2 separate regions of the Mus musculus genome follow, and region 2 is linked to region 1. The links are chromatin loops, found by intact Hi-C in ENCODE. Cell type or tissue: left cerebral cortex. All regions are shown on one strand.

What was found. Peaks named below come from ENCODE experiments on the same cell type or tissue, not always from the same donor. Only the 100,000 strongest peaks of a DNase experiment are listed, where the experiment ranks them.
Region 2: it touches region 1 in a loop (6-fold over the local background); 4 of 42 quality-filtered maps call a loop at or near these places.

The regions. Positions count from the first base shown.
Region 1 is chr1:38,436,904-38,439,403 of GRCm38, forward strand. All of the region lies in intron 4 of Aff3 (AF4/FMR2 family, member 3), which reads right to left. Among named protein-coding and RNA genes, the nearest start is that of Aff3, 190 kb to the right of the region's middle. In left cerebral cortex, no CTCF peak of the experiment used is centred here; DNase peaks (open chromatin) are centred at 987 and 1,688; H3K27ac peaks cover 724 bases.
Region 2 is chr1:38,331,779-38,334,278 of GRCm38, forward strand. The region is part of intron 6 of Aff3 (AF4/FMR2 family, member 3); the gene reads right to left. Among named protein-coding and RNA genes, the nearest start is that of Gm16150, 110 kb to the left of the region's middle. In left cerebral cortex, no CTCF peak of the experiment used is centred here; a DNase peak (open chromatin) is centred at 1,293; H3K27ac peaks cover 317 bases.

The DNA of each region.
Region 1 (2,500 bases):
CTGTGGACAGGATCTTGTTTCTATGTTCTGGGCCATGCTCCTCAGCTTCTTAGTGCATCCGTGAATGAGCATCACAACAGTATTAATAACACTAAGGAAGTACTATGCACAATCTGCAACATGTGTGACAGCCTCCCTCCACCACCAATCCCTTTAGGTGGAACAGACCACTAACATGTAATCTCTGTTACCTTGTTGGTAGACGACAGGTCAAGGGTGCTTTGTCAAGGAATTCTGACCTTTTGGAGAGGTTAATTTAGGTCAGCTGGACACGAACAACTGATCTTTCTGTGCTCATGTTTTGTCAAAGGAAGCAAAAGACATTGGTTAGCATCTCTCATGGTCACATAACTCCTTAGGCCATGCCCAATTCTCTGGGGATTAGAAGGCCTTGTCTTAACGCCATGAGCTCTCTCTTGAGTTTTATGATAATGTCCATTGGAACAATCAGGTGGCTCTATGTGCCCTTTTTAAAAGGTATTCTTAATTATTGCTGCAACTTTTATTAAGATATAAAAGTCATTATGTATGAATATGAGTACTATCTAAAATGACAGAGAAAATGAGAAGGTGTTTGGATATTCTTTCATTTGCTGTGATGCCAGACCAGTAGGAACAAAATTCAAGCCTCTGAAGAATTTCTGCAGAAAATATTAGCTGCAAATACCATTTAAAGAGAGTTTAAAAGAGTAGCAACAAGAATTTTGCTTTCCAAGAATTTGTCTCTTATGTTTTGTGGGTGGTGAGTTTTTGTTGTTGTTTTTTTTCTCTGCAGCTTTATATAAAAGAAATACAAAGCAAACAAACAAAACCCAAGACTGCAGGAGTGTGTGAGTGTGGAAAGACATGTGTGCACTCGACTAAGAGAACACATTTCCCGTTCCCACTTTTGTGCCTCACGCCTAAGAGTGCCTGCTGAACCCTGGGAGATGACAAGACATCTCCCAGGGGTGTGACTCACCCAGTTCTCTGAGCCAGTGCTAGAGCTGTTTTTCCTCTTAGGAGGGCCAGACAGACACTTGGCCTTTCAGAAAACCTCAAGGATGAGTCACAAGTGACATGCATTGGCATCTTGAGGGGGGAGGAAACAGAGGCTGGAAATATGGCCACACAAAAGGTGGAATGACACTGTGAGCAAGCACGAGTATGCATGTACACATAAACACACACATATGTACACATACATGCACATACACTTGCACACACACATGCATGCACACAAATACATACACACATGCTTGAGCACACACATGCATTTACATATATGCATACATATATACACAAGCAGAGAGACACACATGCAAACACACATGCATGCATACATACATGCAAACACACATGCATGTACATACATGCATACGCATACATGCATACACATGCACAGACACACACACACACACACACATGCAAGCACACACACATAAATGCACATATACTCTCACACACATGCACATGCACACATAAGCACACACACACATACATGCACACACACATGTGCTAGCTGTTTTGCAAAGCAGCCAGGAGAATCCCTCATCCCAGGATCCCTGGTCTTCACTTCTTCACACATATATAGGCCTCCCACTCAATTTCAAAAGGGTGCTACCCACCCTGGAAAAAAATTAAGCCCACATAGTAGCTGGGAAAATATGCAGCCAGGGAGACAGATGGCTTAGGGAAGAAGCAATCTGGATGGAGAGTGAGGGTGTGGGAGTGGAAATGTGGGCCTGGAGAGGGGCTGAGGGAAGAAAGGACGGGCGTGAGTGTGTGGTGACAGATGACAGAGTGCTGTTTGGGACAAGCAGTTGGAGAAAGCAAGGGAAATGGAAGTGATGTATTTATGCATAAGGGCTCCTTTACCATTAGGAAAACTCCCCTTCTGTCTACTCTGCAAGTCCCGCTGCTTCAGATGGAGGCAGACAGCAGAGAGCACATGCTTCGCCAAAGAAACAGAGGTGACTTGCTATCCCGACACGATTTCTATTTCTGATCGAAACAGATCCAAACTGAGCTAATTTGTGTACAGCTGCAGGCTATATAAACACGGCTGCTTAGAATTCTTTATAAAGTATCGGCCTTTGCACTCAACACTTCGTCGAAGTTAATAAGTAGGTGTCAAACTCTGAATTAAAATCCCTGCAAGAGGACACAGCACAAAGGACAATAAAAATGATTTTTAAATAATCACAGGGATAAATAGCATCTACTTCTGACTGATATAAGTGCTAGCATAAAATGTTATTAGGCTACCGACATTGTCTTTTGTTCAGAAAGTATGTTTCATTCTCCAACCATGCCATTTATCATCCTAATGAGCCCTCAAGCTGTAAATTAAACAGCAGAGACAGATTCATTCGAAAAGCATCTTTTCAGAAAAAAAAGGAAAAGAGCTAGGTGTTATAACAGTTTTCTACTTTTATTTTCTCCTAGTGTACTGGTTCAATTTTCTTTCATTGAAAAAAAAAAGCCCTTAGTACTTGAACACTTCATGGGGTAAGTTCAT
Region 2 (2,500 bases), 110 kb before region 1:
CCCACTCGAGTAATTAGTTTTAATGTAATTATTCACCTTTTTGTTATTGTGTTGAAAGGTTCCTCATACAGTTGGTTCTATACCCCTATCAGATAAACGGCCTGCCAATAACTCCGTTTCCTAGTCTTTTTCTTATTACTGATAATGTTCTCTGATGCACAGAACTCTTACATTTTATTATATTTATTTAAATTTTCTTTTGTTGCTCATATGTTGGGTATGGCAACTTAAGAGTCTGTCACCTAGCCCAAGGTTATGAAGGGTCAACTTGGCATTTTCTTTATGAAATTTATGATTTCCGTTTCCAGATTTAGCCACGAATACATTGCATTAATGTCTTTGAACTTAACTCATTTGCCTCTGAATGTACCCTACTCCAAATACACTTACAGATGAGGCCGCCAGGCTCATCCTGACTGGACACACTCTACTAAGCAATAGTGGTCATAGCACTGTGATAGACATAAAGATTATTACATATAACCATTTACCATTTATGCAAGGGCATAAATCCAGTGTCACTCTGTATATTAGATCGAGTTACTAGTCAGGTAAGTAGAGATTGAATCAGATTTTACTTGTATTAAAATGTAAATATATACTTCTGTCTTGAGAATTGTATTTTTTCTTTCTTTGAAAACTTTTTTTTTTCTTAACATAAAATATGAGTGAACTGAGGTGGCGAGGGTGTAAATAAAATGTGAAGCAGTGCATATGATCTAAAATTCCTATATAATTCTGATGTGTAGAATTAAAATCTAGTGAAATGGAATTAACTACTATTACATCATGTCACGTGTTTCTACAAAAGTTTGGTCTAGCAATGCAGTTGCTACAGGGAAGGGGGAGTCATTTAATCTGACCGGTGATATTCAAACCCTAGTAATAGTGTCTATTTTAGAAAGGCACCTCTCTGGAATGGTATAGAATATGCCAGTCTGTTGGGTAGAAGCTGGGTATCCTGAGACATGCCCAGGACCTAAGCAACCCTTCTTAGGAACCATGAGCTATTGACCTGCAGAAGAGCAACGAGTTTAGTTCTTACTCTGAAACTCAAGCTTTGGAAAACTGCTGTGTGAAGATGAAAGAAATACACTGCTCTTCAAGTGATGGGCTGAAGCCTAGTCTGCAAATGACTTTAGCCTACTTTGGATAGATTCTGAAATTTAAAAAAAAAAATCTTTATTTGTGGACCCACAGTTAAGGACTCCAGATGGGTTTGTGTACTTTCCCACTTAATTTAGAGTCTATATGCAGGCTCGAGTGTGCTTTAGCTTTAATTTGCAGACAACATTTTGAGCCTCGGTGAGCTTCTCTGTTGTGTGTAGGCTGTGGCTCTATGCTGGGGGACTCACAGTCAGCTGTGTGTAGGCTGTGCCTCCGGGTGTGGTGGTGGGGGTGGGGGAGTGGCGAAGCTCACCATCAATGGACAAGGATGGTAACTGGCATGGATTTCAGGACTCAGCTCATCCTCCGAAAAACTGCAGCAAGGCCTTTCCTGACTGTCTGTCCACACTAATGGGGATAAAATGTCTGCTTGCTGATACATCCTAGAGCTCATATAGTAACTACTGGCATTCACTCCTCTTAAGTAAAGAACGCAGGTAAGCTCACCGTTGACCTGAATCTTCACTGCTACATCCTAGAGGATGAAATTTTAGGTGAAAAACCCTCTGAGTAATGACTTATTTTTTCATTTTGCAGGGGTAGAGGAAGCGAAGCAGAATATGCTTAAAATAATTGCTAGTTAAAAATATAATAAAACACCGCAGAAGCGTTCTGTAGAGAAGGTAGAAATGAACTCAGACCTTGTTCCTTACTGTGCTGATGTCTACTGGCTGGTGCACAGACCGCCAGATGTTAGCTCAAAAAATACTAACTCATTAGACTCCAATATTCCCAGACTGCCATTCTCTGGGTAGAAATGATATCGCCTTATTCTTTAATTTTTTTTCCAATGTGTGTGCATAGGTCAGACAATTTCTGGGAGTCTATTCTCAACTTCACCCATATTTGAGGCAGGGTTTCTCATGATTGTGTCTCTGCACTGCATATACAGGCTAGCTGGCCTGAGAGCTTCCAGCTGACTAGCCTTGTCTCCTCTTCCTGTCTTGCTGTAGGAATGCTGGAGTTTCAGATGCTTAATACTGATGTGGCTAATTTATGTGGACACCAGGCTTGCAGAGCAAGTCCTTTTACCTAGAGCCATCTGTCTGGCCCTCACCATCATTCTTAATGTCAGTTGGCCCTGCATGTTATTAGTCTGTTCTTAAAGGCATTAGCTTCTTTAAGACACAAGGCACCATCTTAACCCTGATAAAGGACCTGCCGCCCTTCCCTGTGTAGTTATCTGTGAAATCCCGGAGGTCTCCACAATGTGCAGACTGCTCCTTCTACAGGAAGCCAGTGCCAGGCTGGGTCACAGCACAGGGAGATCACCACTTTCTCACAAGGGCCCAGAAGCCGAAGCCCTTTCCATTTTTGTGTCCATGCCAACTAC